4 separate regions of the Mus musculus genome follow, and all the other regions are linked to region 2. The links are chromatin loops, found by intact Hi-C in ENCODE. Cell type or tissue: heart. All regions are shown on one strand. Region 1 overlaps Pla2g4d (phospholipase A2, group IVD). Region 2 overlaps Sptbn5 (spectrin beta, non-erythrocytic 5). Region 3 overlaps Pla2g4e (phospholipase A2, group IVE). Region 4 overlaps Pla2g4d (phospholipase A2, group IVD).

What was found. Hi-C counts contacts between places; a loop is a spot of excess contacts. Peaks named below come from ENCODE experiments on the same cell type or tissue, not always from the same donor. Only the 100,000 strongest peaks of a DNase experiment are listed, where the experiment ranks them.
Region 1: it touches region 2 in a loop (2.8-fold over the local background); 10 of 42 quality-filtered maps call a loop at or near these places.
Region 3: it touches region 2 in a loop (6-fold over the local background); 27 of 42 quality-filtered maps call a loop at or near these places.
Region 4: it touches region 2 in a loop (3-fold over the local background); 20 of 42 quality-filtered maps call a loop at or near these places.

The regions. Positions count from the first base shown.
Region 1 is chr2:120,262,786-120,267,785 of GRCm38, reverse strand. It overlaps Pla2g4d (phospholipase A2, group IVD), which reads left to right. Exons shown (of 20, transcript NM_001024137.1): 20 at 921-1,917. The coding sequence ends at 1,147. The region is part of intron 1 of Gm52560 (a long non-coding RNA gene); the gene reads right to left. Among named protein-coding and RNA genes, the nearest start is that of Gm52560, 4.0 kb to the right of the region's middle. In heart, a CTCF peak has its summit at 2,032 (motif pointing right); no DNase peak of the experiment used is centred here; H3K27me3 peaks cover 1,512 bases.
Region 2 is chr2:120,082,185-120,087,184 of GRCm38, reverse strand. It overlaps Sptbn5 (spectrin beta, non-erythrocytic 5), which reads left to right. Exons shown (of 67, transcript NM_001370938.1): 1 at 1-1,072; 2 at 1,443-1,617; 3 at 1,779-1,946; 4 at 3,911-4,027. The coding sequence starts at 1,507. Among named protein-coding and RNA genes, the nearest start is that of Sptbn5, 4.2 kb to the left of the region's middle. In heart, CTCF peaks have their summits at 2,126 (motif pointing left) and 4,560 (motif pointing right); DNase peaks (open chromatin) are centred at 2,004 and 2,394; H3K27ac peaks cover 800 bases.
Region 3 is chr2:120,168,616-120,173,615 of GRCm38, reverse strand. Pla2g4e (phospholipase A2, group IVE) reads left to right here. Exons shown (of 20, transcript NM_177845.4): 16 at 1,791-1,898; 17 at 2,305-2,508; 18 at 3,421-3,587; 19 at 4,961-5,000. Among named protein-coding and RNA genes, the nearest start is that of Ehd4, 17 kb to the right of the region's middle. In heart, CTCF peaks have their summits at 2,713 (motif pointing right) and 4,002 (motif pointing right); a DNase peak (open chromatin) is centred at 2,615; H3K27me3 peaks cover 232 bases.
Region 4 is chr2:120,278,248-120,283,247 of GRCm38, reverse strand. It overlaps Pla2g4d (phospholipase A2, group IVD), which reads left to right. Exons shown (of 20, transcript NM_001024137.1): 4 at 1,482-1,613; 5 at 2,214-2,254; 6 at 2,587-2,629; 7 at 3,919-3,982; 8 at 4,244-4,380. Among named protein-coding and RNA genes, the nearest start is that of Pla2g4d, 8.3 kb to the left of the region's middle. In heart, CTCF peaks have their summits at 1,817 (motif pointing right) and 3,060 (motif pointing right); no DNase peak of the experiment used is centred here; H3K27me3 peaks cover 241 bases.

The sequences.
Region 1 (5,000 bases), 180 kb before region 2:
TTTCTCTTCCCTTTTCTCTTCCCTTTTCTCTTCCCTTTTCTCTTCCCTTTTCTCTTCCCTTTTCTCTTCCCTTTTCTCTTCCCTTTTCTCTTCCCTTTTCTCTTCCCTTTTCTCTTCCCTTTTCTCTTCCCTTTTCTCTTCCCTTTTCTCTTCCCTTCCCTCTTCCCTTCCCTTTTCCCTTTTCCCTTCCCCTTCCCTTTTCCCTTCCTTTTTCCCTTTTCCCTTCCCTTCCCTTCCCTTTTCCCTTTCCTTCCCTTTTCCCTTTTCCCTTCCCTTCTCTTCCCTTCCCTTCCCTTCCCTTCCCTTCCCTTCCCTTCCCTTCCCTTCCCTTCCCTTCCCTCCCCTCCCCTCTCCTCCCCTCCCCTCCCCTTTCCCCCTTTCCCCCTTTCCCCCTTTCCCCCTTTCTCCCTTTCTCTCTTTATCTCTTTCTTTCAAGTTCTTCCACATATTAGCAAGAGCTCAGTAGCTACATCCCCAGCCCATGTTTTAATCGTCCAGGCTGTCTGCGATCTCAGTCTGTAGACCAGGCCTTGAATTTACAGTCCTGCCTCAGCCTTCTAAGTAGCCAGATGCCAGGCCTTAGAATTCCAAAGAAAGTCTTCTCTTTGCTCCCACCAGGAACTTTAAGAATCCTTTCGTTAATCTCAATTTTGCTCGTTCTCAGTTTCTGACTCTCCAAGAAGCTGTGGGGCAACCCCATGAACTGTCTGAACTATGGGATGTGTTGTAGGAGTTGTAGGGGGGACCAAACTCCTCTTACTTCAAACTTGTTTCTTATCATCCACATTTGTATTTCTGGCTGGAGGGAAAAGGACCCCTTCCATGGGGCTCAGCTTCCCCAGGGCCTGGCTGAGTGACAGTCTTGCACACCTATGGAGGCCTCTGGGCCCTGCTCCTGACCCTCCTCTCATCCTTGGCAGGTGTCAGGCGCAGCCCTGATGAGCTCAAGGCTGGGCAGGTGAATCTCACAGGGGCTGCCTCCCCCTACTTCATGTACAACATGACCTACAAGAACGAAGATTTCGACCGGTTGCTTCAGCTCTCTGACTACAATGTTCAGAACAACCAGGGCACTATCCTGCAGGCCCTGAGGACAGTTCTGAAACGGAGGGCTTCAGAGACCAGGCCATTGGGAGTGAAGACGTGAGGCTTCTCAGGGGGTCTCTGAGGCTCTGAAGACCACACTATGATCCTCCAACTTCCAAGGGCTTAACTCAGCCTGCATCTAGGCACAGTGGCAGTGCCTTTGGCTGGAGCTTCCAGTTCTCCACCCACATTTGTATTTCTGGCTGGAGGGAAAGGACCCCTTCCATGGGGCTCAGCTTCCTCAGGGCCTGGCTGAGCGACAGTCTTGCACACCTATGGAAGCCACTGCAGCTGGCCTCACTGCCCAGAGGGCGTACCCCACCCTCCATCCTTCCCTGTGTTTCCAGTTGGTCCTAGAGGAATTGAATACCTCCTGTGACACGTACATAAGACACCTGATGGCAGCAGACTGTTCACTGCTAATGGACATCTCCTTAGTTTTTGTAGTTTGAACTTGAATCCTGCAATCTTCAGTTCACCAGCTTGAATACTTTTTGGTGGATTCTGGAGGGAATTCAGTTATGGATCTTGCGATCTATGAAAGAAATGGTCTTCCTTCCTCCTTCCTGGTTCGAATGTGTTTTATTTCTTGTTCTGACTGAATTGCCCTGACTAGAATCCTGGACATTGTGCTCCACGGACACGGCAAGAGTAGCCATCCTTGGTTTTATTTCTGATATGGAAGGACAGCATCAAGGCTTCCTACCGTTTTGCTGTTCAATCTTAAGTGGGTTTGGGTTTTGTCAGATTGAAAACATTCTGTTCTGTCCCTAGTTTGTTGAGTGGTTTTGTTGTTAGTGATATCATAAAAAGGTATTGAATGTTGTCGCGTAATTTTTGCCTCTCTTGGGATACTCAGGTGGGTTTGTTTTTATTTTTATGTTTTTTTTAATTTTAATTTTAATTTATTTAATATACAAGTTGCTCTGTCTGCATGTACACCCAAGTGCCAGAAGAGGGCATCACATCCCCTTAAAGATGGGATAGTCTCACTCTTCATCCCTGGCTGGCCTGGATCTCATTATATAGACCCAAATGGCCACAGACTCACCGGATCTGCCTGCCTGTGCCTCTGCGAGTGCTGGGATTAAAAGTGTGAGCCACCATGCGAGTCTTTCCCTATATTCTATCCATGCGCCTCACTCCATTTACTGATTTTTGGATGTTGACCTCCCTTGCACTGACAATGTCATAGAATTTTTCATGTGTATTGCTATCATATCTTTCTCTATCTCCTACACTTATACACACACACACACACACACACACACTCGCTCCATTGGCAGGAGGCAAAGTGGGAACTTTAGGAGAGACTTCAGCTCAGGGCTTGGCCTCAGCTGATGTCCCCACACAGGGTCCTCCCTCAGCTGCCTCTTCCGTATCTGGCTTTGATTTGCTTTCTTGTAATACCATAAATTTGCTTTTCCCAGCCACCGTGTCCGTGCAGTGTACTGCGCATGGTACTTTGTTTTACGTGGGCGCTGCGTGCTGAGCTTCTTCGTTCTCACTGTGGTCGGTGATGTCAGATGGTATCACCACGTCTGTGCTTTCAGTAGTGAGATTCAGGAGTGAGAGGAGGAAAACCAGCTCCTGCCTCTGAGTGCCCTGAGGCTCTTACCCTCCTGTGGCCGCAGCACTCTCACAGAGTGATAGTGACAACAGTTACCATGGTTACCATGCAGTGACAGAACAAGACAAGGGACGACCATTCCCTAAGGTGGCTGAGCATGGAAGAGTCAAGACTGTCACAGGTTTGACTCACGTTAGCTGATCTTGGCTCAAGAGTGGATAAGATACCACTCATGCCTTCTTATCCCTGCTTCACTCACTACCTCCTAGATAAAAGTTATGAAGATACACACTTGTATATCTGTCTCTCTCCTGACAGCACCCAAGCCAGGGCAAACCTTTGCTACCTTGAAGATTCCCTTAAAATCATCTCTCACAAGCCCAAACCCTTCATTCAGTCCCACCCTCACCTCTACTGAGATGCTCTCCAGTTTCCCATGTGCTGCCTCCTTGGGTAAAACCACAAATGAAATTTGTCAACTACCAGCAAAGTTCCTGGTGGTCTCTGGCTGGTAGGCATCAACGGGTTAAGCAACTTTCTCAAGATCACTAAATACAGACAAGGATGGTGGTACACATCTGTATTCCCAGCACTCATGAATCTGAGACACGGGATCTGCAAGTTACAGGCCAGCTTGGGCTACACAGCAAAACCCTGCCTCAAAAACAGAACAAAACAAACAAACACCAACCAACCAACAACATCATCTTCATCAAAAAAACTACCAGGAAGCTGGGCATGGTGTTACATAACATTAATCCTAGCACCAAGTTTGAGGTCAGTCTGATCTACACAGGGAGCTCCAGGCCAGCCAAGTCTACATAGCATGGCCCTGTTTCAAAATAATAAAACCCAAACCAAAAATGAACAAACAAAACAATCAAGGCTGGTAAGATGTACCGCAGGTAAAGGTACCTGCTGCCAAGATGACAACCTGAGTTCAATCCCTTGGACCCACATGGTAGGAGAGAAACAACTTCATAAAAGTTGCCTTCTGACCTGTGGCAAATGAGTATACACTTACAATGGATGGATGGGTGGATGGATGGAACATAAAATGTCTAAGGGGCTGGAGAGAGGGCTAAGCAGGTCAGAGCACTGCCCTTGCAGAGGACCCAGGTTTGATTCCCAGCACCCACATGGTAACTCATAGCCATCTTTAACTCCAGTTCCAGGGGATCTAATGCTCTCTTCTGGCCTCCACAGACAACAGGCATTCACATGGTGCACATATATACACGCAGACAAATGCTCATACACATAAAATCTTAAGAATGTTAAACTAAAACAAAGCACGACGAAACAGACAAATAGAAACTCACTAAACTTGAAAGTGGGAAAGACAGACCAAGACGTGCCTTTTCCACACCGGTCCCCAGATTCTAAAGCAGTACTTAGCTCTGTGTCTTTGGGAACACCCTGTGTCTTGCATAACACATCCTACTTATGGATAGCCAACTTCATACAAAGTGAGGTCTGGTCTCTGCCTTCAACCCTAAGAAGGAATTTCTAAGCCCCAGAATGCCATGGTTTTGGGGTCATTAGCCTTGATGGGCTGCAGGAACTAAAGATTAGAAGTACTGTTCAGACTTCCAGGACAAGCAAGTGCTTTCCTGAAGCTCTACGTTTGAACTCTTCCAGCATCTGGTGGTCCTAAGGACCTTCAAATATGCAACCACCTGGTCCAAAATTGAGTGAGGTAAGGGAGAGTGGAGCGCCATTCCCTCAGGCTGTAGATGCATTCTGTAGCAGTGACCTCGAGACCCAGGAAGACATGGCACGCTGCAAGCTGTCTTTGCTCTGGGGTTCGGGCACCTCCAGGCTTTCAGGCTCTTGAGTGTGAGAGGGGCATAGAGTGAGCAAATGGATGGAGAGTCTCCATCCATTCAGAGACATTGAAAAAGTCAGAGAGAGCTGGGGTGAGGTCACAGAATGCTCAGCCTGAGGCAGACTGAGACCACTGCCATATCTGGCACATGAGTGTGCATGTGCCTTTGTCTCCCCTGCTATCACCCTTCCCAATCTGGTGAGGACTGACAGCAGCAGGTGTCAGCCCTACTCACAGATGTCGAGGTATATTGCTCATCTTGCAGCCCATGGGCTCCTCAGGAGGCCCAGAGCAGACAGGCAGAGACATGAAGCCCAGCAGGAAGACCCAGCATATCCTAGCTCTGCCTTCTGTTCAGCACAGGTGGTAGTCATGGGAATGGCAAACACAAATAACTAGACTGATTATCTTTTTTTCCTGAGCAAGATATATATAGCAGGAATAGCATTGTGTCAGAAAACTTTTTAAAAAGTATCAACTAAGAGACCAAACAAAAATAATAAGAAAGTAATTCTT
Region 2 (5,000 bases):
CTGTCTGACCTCAGATCTCACAAACCTGGAGGAGCTGAGGCCAGAGCCCCTCAAACCCAGAAGGCTTTCCCGATGAAGCTTTCCCTTACAGATGAGACTGGGCACCTTCAGGGTGCTATGGCTGAAGACAAGGCTTTCCCTGCAAAACAGGAACTGGGCCTGGAAGACTGTAGCATTTCTTCTAGAATATTCCTTAGAGCTGATCAAAGTCTGGGGCATCAGGCAGCCCATGCAGAGGGCTTGTGCTGCAGTCAGGAAGAGCGAGCACCTGCCCCGGTGGTTACCTATAACTAACTGAACTTGGGTCCCAGTCTCTGAGATGGTTGTGTGTGAATGTCTGAAGACTGGGGTGAGGGTGGGGGAGCCTACAGCACCTCAAGGAAGTGTCCCTGTGGCCAAGGCTTTTGAGAGAAGAGGTCAAGACTACTGACAGGAAGCCTGTGGGAAGGGGTTGTTGCTCATAGAGGAGCTATGAGCAGGAGCTGCTTCCCTGGGTACCTTCTGCCACAATAAATCTGTCATTGGCTTCTCAATACTTAGCTAAGCTGAGCTTGTGGCCCAGATCTATTCAAGACCTGGGAATCTAAGCCCAAGACACTACAGCTTCCTGTGGCTATTCCTAGTTAGAGAGAGGCTGTCAGACGGCTCCTTCAATCATCCTAGGATGGGTGTGGAAGAGAAAGGGAGTCTACAGCTTTTAGCCAGAAATCCTGATCATGGATACCTCTCATTAGACTTCAGCATCCTGCAATGTTCTCACTAGAGCCAACAAGACCCTCCTCACCTGCCAACAGTGGAAACAGCCAGGAGATGGGGTAGAGGATAAAGGAGGAGACCCCCTAGCAATGAGCCTAGAGCATTCTTGAGCCACCCTCTCCTGTCTGGGTCCCGCCCTGTAGCAGGTGGGAGGACAATGCTGCTTGTGTGCTGACAGGCTGGCAAAGGGGAGGGCCATACTGTGCCTCCAGCCTGACCTTTCTGGTTCCCTCCCTCACTCCCCAGGCTTTGCTATTTTGTATCTCCATTCCAGCAGTGGGACCTCCTAATGAGGACCCGGACATCAACTGCCAAGGTGAGCAACCCTAGCTCCCTTCTGTCCGCCAAAGAGCAGGGGCCATGGCTGTGGTGCTAGGACTATAGCAGTAGGTGTTCAGAGTAGAGTCTGGAAAGTTGGGATAGGGGTGGCTCTGGGTCATTCAAGTGCAGGCTACCAGTCAGACCTCTTACTCGCTTAGGTTCCAATCCGTAATTTCTGTCTCCATGGGGACAGTGTATCAAGATAGGGCCTCAGACTCCTGGCAGAAGGATCATCAGTTTCCACAGTACTTCCCAGCCCCCATGCCTCCACCACCTCCAGACACAGGGAAATGCCCAGTCGCCATTCACCCTCAAAGAGCTAAGGCTCATAAGCTGGTTGTCCCATCAACCCTCCACCTCCTTAGCCGCAGCGTCCCTGACGAGAAGACCCAGGCCCAAAGCTCAGCCCTTCTGAGTTCAAGTTTGGCCATGGACTCTGAGTATGAGATAGGCCATGTCCGCAAGCTCCAGGCTCAGCATACACACATGCAGGAGAAGACCTTCACCAACTGGATCAATAACATCTTCCGACTAGGACGGGTAAGCAAGGTCTGAGGACGTCCAGTTCTGACCAGTGACCTGGGGGTCTGCTGTAGAGTCATCTACCTGTAGCTATTTCTGGCCTACCCCTCCCAGGCTTTAAAGTGGGGTGGGCAGGAGATGCTGGGCTGACCCCACATCTGCCTCAATCCACTCCTCAGGTGGGCATCAGGATCCAGAACCTGTACACAGAGTTTGCTGACGGTGCCCACCTACTGCGGCTATTGGAGCTTATCTCTGGGGAGGCCCTACCAGCGCCCAGTCCGGGCCGCCTGCGCGTGCACTTCCTGGAGAACAACAGCCACGCCCTGGCCTTCCTCAGGGCCAAGGTTTGTTCTGGGAAGGTGTTTCTGGCTGAAGGGCTGGGTGAGAGGAACCAGAGGTCATCAAAGGAGGCCCAGGCCTCAGGCAGAGCAGGAGATCCGGGCTTGAGTACCAGAAGTGCAGCTGAGGAGGTGGCGAGGGGTGTAGCAAAGTTCTCCTTGCCCTGTATGCTTGGCTTAGACAGCCACCAGCTGGCCACAGCAGGAACAGTCTAAAACCCTCTCCGGACTGAAAGCATCTCTGTCTAATGAGGGAAAGGACCTGAGTGTTCTCAATCTTCCCATTTCAGAAAGCTGGACACCTAGAAATACAGGAATAGCTCCACACCCGGCTTCTTTAGGAGCTTATTAGACAGCAGGTCACTGACACTCGTGGAGGTGATAACCTCAGTGCTCTAGATAGCTCAGGGAACTGTAGTCAACACCAGACAAGGGAGTTACCCCAAGCACAGTTAAGCCACAGCTTTGATTTCCCCTAGAGTCAGTTATTGAGCAATTCCTAGGCTGGGTGTGGTGGTTAACATCATTAATCCCAGCACGAAAGAAGCCAAGGCAGGACGATCTCAAGTGGGGGCTACCCTGTAACATAGGGTGGTAACTGGGTGTGTGTTTTCCCAACACAGATACACATATGTAAACACACACCACCACTAACAATAACAACAAAGTCCTGAATATTTGCTGATTTCCTCCTGCCGCGATCAAGTTCATTGATCAATGGATTATTGCTAAACCCAGAGCTGGGAGGGTTGACTCTGGAGAGCCTGGAAGGAGGACACAAGCTTTCCTTTGCCCCGAGCTAAGGTGAACACAGAGGGATGAGAGGGTCAGGGAGAGAGGGAAGTTCATGGGTGCATTCTTCAGAGACCAGTGGGGCACAAGAGAATACACCCACAGGGTGCGATGCCTACTGAAGTTCTGCTGGCAGGGCTGGCGATCAGCTCCCAGCTGTCTGGTCTTACAGGACGTCGCTCCTTTCTTTGTTCACTCAGCTCATCATTATTACATAGTATATGCTAAGAACTGAGGATGTGTTAGGGAGCAAAACCAACACCCCCACCACGGCAGGGATGGGAGCAGATGTGTATGTTTAGGTGGGAGAAAAAAAATGCAGTTTCAATTTCAAGTAAGGTGGTTGGAGTAGGCCACATTGAGGAAGCGACACCAAACTAGAGGCTTAAAGGAAGAAAGGGGAATAATCATGCAGACACCTGAGAGATAACACCTTCAAGCCTCGGAGACAGCCAGCCTATGCGAGGACACCAAGTCCTGTGTTAGAATGGGGCACCGGAGCTGCCTTAAGCAAAGCTGATCTCAGAATTCTTCGGCTTTGGTGTGGCATGATTCAGTAGAGACAATGGAGCCAGAGGGTAACTGGCAGGTTCTTTAGACTCTGATGTGTGCTCATCATGAGTTAATCAGTCCTCCTCCTAAGGAAGAAGCTCTAGACCAGAGGTTTCACCCTTATGACCCACAGAGCCACTCACAGTTTGCTTAGATGCAGATGATAGCACCTGGGCCTAGGCCTGGGCTTGGAGAATCTGGCTGGGTGGGGCTGGGGAACTCTAAACTTCTGATAGCTCAGTTGGAGGTGAAACACTGGCTGGAGACTGAGGTTTGGGGGTGATCCAGTGGCTCAGGCACCCCCTTGAGGTGCAGCAACGCTAGGAGGAGGAGACAGGCACTGGCTGTGTCTATTTAGCTCACTTAAGAACTCTCATTTTCTGCACCACCTTTGAGGGTCCTCCACCCAGTGGCCCAATCTAGTATATCTCCCCTTAGAGAATGTCCCCTTAGACCAATGTCCCAGCCATTAGAAAGCCATCTTTCCCCTGCCATTGTTCATTGCCTACTCTCCCTGTAGGACCTCTGCTGGAAGAGGCAGGCCCCTCCCATCTCCCGTCCTCCTAGACTCCAGTTTTCTCAGGACCATAGGCTTCATGGCTTAGCCCAATCAACTGTGCCCACAGGTGCCCATTCCCTTCATCGGGCCAGAGAACATTGTGGATGGGGACCAGTCACTCATCCTGGGACTCCTCTGGGTCATCATTCTGCGTTTCCAGATTTCCCACATCTCCTTGGACAGGGTATGTCTCAGGCTCCCAGGCCTCATGGCCCAGCCCTGGCTTCATCTCAGACCCCTGGGGCAGAGCTACTCCACCCATGTTGGTGATCCCTTGGTGCTGAGTGAATGAGTAGTCACCCTTCATCCAGGGGCAAAGGGCCCAGGATGGTGCCATGTGCTGAAGGAAGAGCTAGAGTTCTTCCTACAGTCTGGGGGCTAGTACTCGCTGGTGAGAGGCAGAGTGGCTGGACATCAGCCACTGCCATTCTTCGACTGTCATTTAGCACGGAATCTCTGCCACCTTCATGACACCAGAGGAAATTAGATATATAAAGGGACCCCAGCTCAGAAGTTTGCAATGTCCCCTTGATCCTGAAGACCACTGAAACAGTATTTTTATGGTCTCCATCTTTTCCTATCCCTCCTTTGGCCCTACACCTGGCTCAGAAAACATAAGCATACTGTTCTTATATCTATCAAGTTTCTGTTCTATGAAGTTCTTTTTTTAAAGATTTAGTTATTTTATGTATAGAAGTACACTGTAGCTATCTTCAGACAGACCAGAAGAGGGCGACAGATCCCACTACAAATGGTTGTGAGCCACCATGTGGTTGCTGGGAATTGAACTCAGGACCTCTGGAAGAGCAATCAGTGCTTTTAACCACTGAGCCATCTCTCCAGCTCCTGTTCTATGAATTTCTAACCACCACCCTCAGCTCCGTGCCAGTCCATTGGGCAAGACAAGCTGGAGATTGAGACCCTGATTTTAAAAGTCATGGATCTGACACACCGAGAAGGCCTCTCAAAGCTCACCATGTGGAGGCCCATGGATTGGCTCCATGGGTAAAGGCACTTGCAGTTAAGCCTGGCGACCTGAGTTCGATTCCCAGGGTCCTCTGCGGCCACCTCAGGCCATTTCCCTGGTTAGCTGAGATCCTGGGCAGTGTCCTAGCTTCTCTTACACACATCACTGGCACCACCAGAGGAAATTAAAT
Region 3 (5,000 bases), 86 kb before region 2:
GCCTGCCTTTGACTAACAGATAACAGGGAGAATCCGGGCCCATTGCTGGTCGCCTTGCTTAGCCTTGAGCTCTTGAACTTTCTGGATTTGCTGCTTTGCATGAAACCAGGAGGAGCTCCTGAATCTACTTCCAGATCGCAACTGCTCTAATCTTCCCAAAGCCTGTTAGGCCCAGGGAGACTTCAGTAAAGGGAGGATCCCAGCACCCTGGGCTCCTGTGGTCTATTTGAGGTTTACTCAGAAGATCTTGCATGGAAGATCTGAGATATGGAAAGCTGAGATAGGAAAAAAAGATTTTTAAAAAGATATTTGTGGCTGGGATTTGAACTCAGGACCTCTATCTAGAAGAGCAGTCAGTGCTCTTGACCACTGAGCCATCTCTCCAGCCCCATGAGAGAGAAGATTAGCACCCCAACTTTCTCCCTGCCTGGCTCCAGGCAGCAGTGGGTCTGCTTGCAGGAAAGACACAGCATCTCAGATCCCAGGCAGAGAAGACCCCCAACAGAAAGGACAGAGCCACTGGTTGGGGAAGCCTAGCCAGCTCCCTGTTCCTTGCTCTTTGGTTCCTCAGAAGCCAAGGTCACTGAGTACAGGGTCCACGGACTGTGACAGCCAATCTTTGTCCTTTGCTTCAGAGTCTCATCTGCAAAAAGTGACCTCAGAAAATAAGCCTATCATTACAGCTTCAAGGGCTGCTGTTTAAACTTCTTTTTTTGTTTGTTTGTTTTGTTGTTGTTTTTGGAGACAGGGTTTCTCTGTATACTGACAGACTGACAGGACAGCTCTGGCTGTCCTGGAACTCACTTTGTAGACCAGGCTGGCCTCGAACTCAGAAATCCGCCTGCCTTTGCCTCCCGAGGGCCGGGATCAAAGGCATGCGCCACCACCCGGCTTGAACTTCTTTTATTTAAACAGGATGTCTATCGACTTACTCCAGAGCAACCCATTTCAGAAAATCTAACTCAAGGCTCATTTCTTCTACGAACTCCACACTGCAGCTCACAACCCACAGTTCCTTCTTCCCTGAGACTTGGTCCCATATGCTTCTCAAACCTGTAGATCAGTTTGATCTGGTTCTTCACATGTTAGCTGCACAGAGGTTGTCTATTACCTAATTTCTCTGGACCTGTTTTCTCATCTCCATGTAAGATGAGAAATTAAATTAAGTTAAGAATATAATCATTAGTATTTGCTTGTTGGCGATAGGGTCTCACTCTGTAGCCCAGGTGGGCCTGGAACTTATTTTATAAATATCCTAGGCTAGTTTCAAATTCATGTCAGTCCTCTTGCTTCAACCTCCCTACTGGGACTACAGATGTGAGTTCCTATATCTGGCTTTATTATTATTATTATTATTGAAATTTTAATGTATCTTTATAATATTACTATATAAATTTTACATTAAAAGTAAGATCCAGCCTTATGTGTATCAAGGCTTACTGTATACCAGATACTGTCTTAATGCTTTCTTCATGTAGACTGATGCAAGATCAGAGCAGGGCCTGAACTTAAAGCCTACACTTTCAGCTGTCATTCCCCGACATAGCTATGCCTTAAGCACTCCCTGCTCCCTGCACTGAGGGAAGGGAGAAAAAGAGCTGAGCATTGGTACCGTCAGTCTGCATAGAACTGTCCTGTGGGAGACAGAAATCCAAGTCGGCCCTGCCCTGCCCCACCCTCCAAATAGCCTGGCCTAGAGTAGGCATGGGGATAAGGCCGAACCAGTGAGAGTTGGGGTGGGCAGGCAGGGAGTCTGGGGACAGTTGCTCATGACCTCTCTGCTTCTCTAGGGTTGTGGAGTAGCATCTTTTCCCTGAACCTGCTTGATGCCTGGAATTTGTCTCACACCTCAGAGGAGTTTTTCTATAGGTGGACAAGGGAGAGACTGCATGACATCGGTGGGTGACACCCTAGTTCCCCTCTTGGGTAGTGAATATACTGGGTATGGGTCATGAAGCAAGGACTGATTGCCTGTCAGGGTTTCCACATCACCCCAGACATGGGAAGGCAGTTTGCCTAGAGCATCACTGGGGGCAGGGCGGTTGTAGGCGGTACTCATGCTGAGGCCAGAAGGATGCTTCTGATATCCAGAGAGCTGATAAGCCTAGGGAATCTGTGAGCACAGAGAAAAACCAAACTTCTGGGCTCGCCATCCTCGCCGGGGCCTTCCTACCTTCTCTTTCTCCTTTTCTATACCCTCCATATCCTCCACCCTTGTCTCATAAAATGGATCGCTCTCTGGGGTCAAGCAACCAGGTACTACCCCAGCTTTTGTAACCTGCCCTCTATCCCTTCTCCCTACAGAAGATGATCCCATCCTGCCTGAAATCCCTAGGTGTGACGATAACCCCCTAGAGACCACAGTAGTGATCCCAACGACATGGCTGTCCAACACCTTCCGAGAAATCCTCACACGCAGGCCCTTCGTGTCTGAGTTCCACAACTTCCTGTACGGGATGCAGCTGCATACTGACTACTTACAGAACAGGCAGTTCTCTATGTGGAAAGGTACCACAACCTGGGCTGGCAAAGTTGGGAGGAAGGAAAAGCAAGCATGGATGTGGCCATAGAGGAAGATGGTCTCCTCTGGTCATGTTAATGGGCAGAACACAGCCAGCTTGGGTAAGGGAGGTGGCGAGGAGGGGAGTGGGGCAGGGCATGACACTCTATTTATGACTGAGAGCTTGAATGAATATGGCTTTGCCAGCAGGGGGCAATATAGGCATTAATTAGTTAATTGACTGTGACCACAGAATCTTCCTAGCAGTTCCAGCTTCAGAAGTTGGCCCAGTTGTACAAATGGAAAAATATGGACTTTTTTAGCAATATCTTTTGGGAGCACCTTTGACTGTGAGTGGTGCCCCCATTGCAGTTGAGGACACACAACCCAGCTCAGTCTCACAGCCCCAGGCCTTAGGCCACACTCTCATAGCTGGGATTCTGTATGCCTCCTTGAAAAGGCTTTAGGGACTAGGGCTAACATTCGTCCTATCCCACCATATGGCAATCTTCTCTGTTGTTTTATTTGTCCACAGCCTGCAAATTCCCTTCAGCATGGACTGTTATTTTGTCCTTGCTTTCTGGTGACAACGGGGCTGATAACTCTGGGTCCGTGGGTATCCATAGTTTATAAGATGCCCTTAAGCCCTTTCTTCACCACTAGGTCTATGGATGGGTCACAGTGGGTTTGTGTGCATAACCCATAGAAGACTTGCTAAAGCTTCAAGAGCATGCTGGTGTCCACTAGCCTACACAGAAAAGTAGGACTCAGTGCCCTAGGGAGTATGTGGGAGGCTAGAGGCCGGGGCTGAAGAGAGAAAGTTCCAGGGAGGGCACTCAGTACATACCAGGGCCTTCACCTCACCCACAGCTGACATCAGGTCACCTGGTAGGATGGTAACGAGAAGGCTTGACTTTCAGACACAGTACTGGACACCTTCCCAAACCAGCTGACACAGTTTGCAAAACACCTGAACCTGCTGGACACTGCGTTCTTTGTCAACTCCAGCTACGCACCCCTCCTTAGGCCAGAGAGAAAAGTCGACCTTATCATCCACCTCAATTACTGCGCAGGATCCCAGACAAAGGCAAGTATTACAGAGACATCCCCGGCTTCAGGGCTCCTGCGCGGTTACAGCACCATCACCTCAGAGGCCTGAGCGGCTGCAATGGAAGAATGTGCTCTGCAAACACACTCTGAGACTAAGGCATGGCACGGTGCAGGCTAGAGGACTAAATCTCACAGGCAACTGGCCGGCTTTCATGCGCTGGGACTTGGGGTTTACATGCACTCAGTAAATGGCAACTTTATTATCACGTTTGAGCATCTGATATACTTGGTCATTTTTCAGCTGAAAAAAAAATCATGATTCGTTTGTAGTATCTTATTTTTAAATTTTTTTCCATATGATCACACAGGTGACCAATGGTGGTATTGTTGATACACGCACACACACATATAGTGTATATGGCTACACTGTAGCTATCTTCAGACAAACCAGAAGAGGGCATCAGATCCCATTAGAAATATTGTGAGCCACCATGTGGTTGCTGGGAATTGAATTTATATTATTACTACTACTACTTTCTCTTTAAGGGAAAATCCTGAGCTTTTTGGTTTTTGTTTTTTGGTTTGTTTTGTTTTTTTCTTTTCTTTTTTTTTTTTTTCCGGTTGACTTTGACATAAAATCCAGCCTAAAGCTGGGAGAAGAAGGGAATTACAGACAAAAATGAGAGCAATGAGCCGGGCGTTGGTGGCACATGCCTTTAATCCCAGCACTTGGGAGGCAGAGGCAGGCGGATTTCTGAGTTCGAGGCCAGCCTGGTCTACAGAGCGAGTTCCAGGACGCCAGGGCTACACAGAGAAACCCTGTCTCGGAAAAAAAGAGAGAGAGAGAGAGCAATGATCGTGACCTGGGTTTGTAAATAAATGACAGTGTACTTCCCTACCCAGGCTCTCACCTGGCCCTTGCACCAGTTCTTTATGTAGATGGCACAGTCACTGCTATCCCTAGGTCAGAGGTGGGAACCAAGACTAAGTAGCTAGCTGGACACATGCAAGTAAGGCAGGCACAGGACTCGGACTTTTAACGGCACCTTTTCAAAGTCCAGCCCTTGGACACTGCTAGTCAGGACTCCAGGGGACTGGGCCCAGAGTCTGTTAATCTCACAGGATGCCCCCGCTATCTCACTGGTCTGTCTTTTAGTCGATGTAGCAGTAGCAGGGCTTCTGGGTTTAAAAAATTCATGGAAGAAGCTCGAGGCTGGCTAGGCACTAGCCTACTGCCTGGGCTTTTTGTCCTGAGCTAGCTTTTTCTTTTTCCCCCTAAAAATTCCACACAGTGGCAAAGCAGGTTGGGAGCAGTGTTAGCTAGGACAATCAGGAAACCAGTCCCAGGACCTCTGTGTGGTCTCCCTACCCCAGGCTTCCAGTGCTCACGGCTCTCCCATGCTGTTGCAGCCCCTGAAACAAACCTGTGAGTACTGTACCGAGCAGAAGA
Region 4 (5,000 bases), 200 kb before region 2:
AACACTGAACCATCTTGCCTGCCCCAGGAGACATTTTAAAATATTGGTTTTCTTTCTCTTTTCTTTTTTTCCCAGTCAAGGTCTTGCTATGTAGTTCTGGCTGTACTAGACCTCACTATGTAGATCAGGCTGGTCTCAAACTCACAGAGATCTACCTGACTCTGCTTTCATATGCAACCATACCCAAGCTTATTTTTTCTTGGGGGGGGGAGTGTAAAGTATTGTTGTTTTCAGATACATTCTTTTTACATAGGCTTAGATGGCTTAGCTCTTACTATGTAGCCAGGCTTGACCTTGAACTTATAGCAATCCTCCTGTCTTTGCCTCCTGACTGCTAGATTGTAGGCATGAGCCACTATGCCCAGCCTAGGAAGAAAATTCTTCAGGATACATACATACATACATACATACATACATACATACATACATACATACATACATATTTGAGACAGTCAATCACTGTGTGATTCAGACCAGCCTCAAATATATGGTCCTCTTGTAGCCACCTCCCCAGGGCTAGGGTTACAGGCCTGAAGCCCTGGTCTCCCTTGATTTTGGTCCACATGGAGGAGGGGCCCATAAAGCCCCACCCTCTGTCCTCTGTCTGGGGAACTATTGGCAGCTGATGGCTACTGGGAAAAGAAGAGTCAATTTTCTTCGAGGATTTGGTCCATTTTCTTCGGGGATTTGGGCTCTGAGAGTGTACCATCCAGTAGATGGTGCACACTTACACACATGCAGGAGGCACTAAGTGGACTCTATGTAATAAGCCAGAGAGAGAGAGAGACAGAGAGAGACAGAGAGACAGAGAGAGACAGAGACAGAGAGAGACAGAGAGAGAGACAGAGAGAGACAGAGAGACAGAGAGAGAGACTGAGGGAAGGCACGAAGGTGGAAGGAGTTGTAGAAGGTAACGGAGGAATTGGAAGGGAGGGGTGGGGGGCGAGGGTAGATTAGATCCAAAGACTTTATATTCTTGTATGATTATTAAATAAAAAATTATGGGTTGGAGAGATGGCTCAGCGGTTGGGAGCACTGACTGTTCTTCCAGAGGACCTGAGTTCAGTTCCCAGCAACCACATGGTGGCCCACAACCACCTGTGGTGGGATCTGATGCCCTCTTCTGGTGTGTCTGAAGACAGTGGCAGTGTACTCACATTCATAGAGTAAATGCATAAATCTTTTTTTAAAAAACTATAATTAAAAACCACAAAGGGAGGGCTGGAGAGATGGCTCAGAGGTTAAGAGCCCTGGGTGCTCTTCCAGAAGACCAGGGTTCAATCCCCAGCACCTACATGGCAACTCACAACTATCTGCAACTCCTGTCCCAGTGGATCCAACACCCTTACACAGACATACTAAATAAGTCATTATAAAAAACACAGGAGGGGAAACTAGGGACTTCACTGGATTTGGCTTTACCTGTGTATATGAGCTAATGTTGCAATGAAAAGATACTATGTTATGTTCCTGGCCCCTAGAACATTCTAGAACTAACTATCTATGACGAAGACGTAATTACGAAAGATGACATCTGCTTCAAGGTTTCTTATGATGTCTCAGAAATCCTTCCTGGACAGCTGCTCCAGAAAACCTTCAGCCTGAATCCTCAGGTGGGTAAGAAGGCTTCAGGCTAAGGAAATTGCTCAACGTTTCCTACCTGCCAGGATGCTGCTGGCTGTAGTCACTCACGGGACAAAAGCTGATTCTCATTGAACAGGAAAGGGACTGGTCGGTCTAGCTGCTATTCCTGACAGCATCTCCCCATGTCAGAGCCTTAGTCACCTCAATGATAGCCCTCAAAAAACTGCTCAGTGCAACCACCAGAGAGCAGTGTGGACCCATCACCCTTGCTCAAGGGACTCCAGGCCTGCCCCACCAAGGTCTGGTTCTGTTTCCTGCTACAGACTTGGGGAGGGGATGGTAGAATTATGGGGCCCAGAAGCCTCCTCAACAGAAGAAGAAATAGGAGCTGGGTATCCTCAGATCACCTTTAGCCAAGCTCTTTCAGTCCCATCAGGGCTTGGGAAACCAGGGGGAAGAACCTGTAGTCCTCTAGCTTCTGATACTTTAATAGCTGGCTTATCTTCCCCTTAATTTTGTACTGGAAATAGTCTCAATAGTATACCTTCCTTGGAGACTACTAGAGACGGCAGGATAATGCTTTTAAGAGATTGGTGTCAACTGTACATGCCGACCCTCTTTGATTACAGGGACCAGAAGAGTTAGATGTGGAGCTCCTAATGGAAAGAACGTAAGAATGAAGGGCTGGAAGGTGGCTGAGGACACTAGTTCTTCTTTGAAAACTGGCTCTGACCCGGGTCTGTTCATCTGAGCCACCTTCCCAGCTCTGCATCTGCTGGAGAGGTCTGGGGCTCCTCTTGGGAGCAAGGAGGAGGGTGGGTGGCATTTCCCCTGTTCTTTGCTCTCATTTCACCTTGCCAGACACAGCAGCGTCTCTCCTAATCCTGTATCACCCAGGGATATCCCTGTGGATAGGAATATGGTGGTGGGGGTGATAATGTCAATACTTTTTTGAACACTTTTGATTTCCTAAGTTCAGAATGGATGTTTTGATTTTCTCAGGTGGGACCCTCCAGAAAACCTCATCACCAACAATGTTCTTGTGGTAACGACCTTCCTGTGACTCGGGAGATTCGGGGGTAGCGGGGCAGTTGGGAACGGTATTCTGGGGTGTGGAGGGGAAGGGACAAGACAGGGCTAGGGCTTTGTGGTAAAACTACCCCAGACTCCCAAAAGATCATCCTGTAGGGCTTGGGTGTGTGTGTGTGTGTGTGTGTGTGTGTCCGTCCAGAGCTGAGGTCACGTGACTATACAGAGCCTGTCCAGGCTTCCAGCTGGATGGCTGGAGAACTGTTGAGAAAACGTAGATGCTTTTTGCTGATGTTTAGTTATGTGTAATGAGCACAGTGGAGTCCTGCATGCCAGGCCCAGGGCCATTTATTAATATTGAGGTCACTGAGGTTTGGAAGGTGTTTCTAGTAGAATTTGCAAGCCTGTCTCTTGGCGATCTCATGAAACTGCAGTAGGCAGTAATGGCCACAAGGTGGCGAGCGCTGCATCGAAAGCTGCCTATTGATTGTGGGGTTCATTAACTGGAGTCAGATGAATAAAACCTGGAGCTGACCCCTGGAACACACCTCAGGGGCTTGCAACACGCCGGTCAGATGGTTAGTTTACCTTTAAAAGGAATTCGTAGGGTAGCCTGGTACCGTGGCACCTGTCTGTAATCCCAGCACCTGAGAGGCAGAGGCATGAGGCCAGCCTGGTCTACACAGTGAGTTTCAGTTCTGCCAGGGCTACTACATATTGAGACTTCATGTCAAAGATAAAACAGTGAACTAGCACTTCCAGAAGTTGCCACACACACACACACCCTGAGTTGTGGGGATGAGTAGTGTGTAGTTAGATCCAGCAGTTCTGTTGGAAGGGCTGGCCAGAGCAGCCTCAGCCACCGAGCTTCCCAGGGAGAGCTCTAAAAGCAAGTCGGTGAAGCTGAGGATAATCAAGAGATGTTCTGGTCACTATGGCTCTGAATGCTTTACTGTCACCTTCCGCCTGTGGGCCTGAGATTCCCACATACTTGAGAATCTGTGAGATGAACACTGGAGCCATAACAGAGAGACCTGAGCCTGAGAGCCGGGAGCTTTTAGAGCTTTCAGAAGACGAGAAAGTTAAGAACAGGAGCAGGCAGGGGTGGACTGACTTGGATGTCCCACATGAGACTACAGTAGGCTTAGCGGTCTGCAGCAGGTCAGAGATGGGTGAAATCCTATTCTGTACCCCACTTTGTGTTGTGTGTGTGGTGGTTTGAGGCTCAATGGGCCTCAGGGTTGAGGTAGAGGGGACCTCAGCTAACCGTGTGAAATTCTTTGACTATGATGTCGTCTGCCCCAGGCCCGAGAACTGTCACACCTGGATGTCTCCCTGGACAGAGCCGGGAACACCGCCATGGCAGCAGGTGAGAACTGGACTCTGCCTGGACCACGGTGGGCACAGGCTGCTGGGAAACCTGTACAAGAAGGGAACAGCTCTGCCATAGGTGGGAGCCCCTCGGGCTATACCGTGCAAGCAATCTGGGAAGGCTCTCTTTAGAACCCTGCTCACTGTGGTCCAGCCTCAACCTCCTCTTCTACAAACAGCCACTTCTGCTAGTATCCCAGATCCGAGATGGAGTTCAAGGTTCCTTTGTTCCTTCCTTCTCATCTGGTCTCCTCCCTAGGCCAGGACAAACTAGAGCTGGAGCTTATGCTGAAGGGGTCATATGAGGACACACAGACATTTTTCCCGGACACAGCTTTTACCTTCAGCTTCCACTACATGAGGGGCCAAGACACAGAACTGAATGGGTACCTGAGGGTGAGTCTCTGCTCTCCAAATCTCCCACCACCCTTAGCTAGCTCCATGCCCTTTCCTACCAAGGCCAGGCCTCTTGTGCTCAGGGAACATCAGTGGGGGCTGGGGACGATCACACAGTGTCAATCTTTCCGTGTTCCTCCATCAGAAGACTTAGTGTTGGTAGAATAAAACCTGTTGATGCCCACACAGGCAGCCTGTGCAGCCTGGCCTCGTCCTCTCTGCTCTCTCATTTCTGTTTCTTGATGCTCTGGCCATCCTTCCCTCCTTTTGCTTTTCAAACATGTCAAGTACTTTCCAGGTCTTCCGGCTGCCTCCAGTACCTCCTCTTCCTCTTCTGCCTCCTGCTTCTCCCCCTCCCCATCTTAGTTCAAACAACACCTCTTCAGAGATGCCCTCCATGGGGTCCCTCATTTTAGACAGACCCCCCCAGACCTCCCTTCCTTCCCAGCATTTTACCCCATCACACTATGATGCGCCAACACCCCATTACTGACATCAGTTCCTTTCTTTGAAAAATATTTTTAGATGGGGTCTCACTAGAAGCATGACTGCTTTGGAACTGGCTCTGTAGATCAGGCTGGCTTCAAACCCAGACATCCATCTGCCTCTACCTCCCAAGT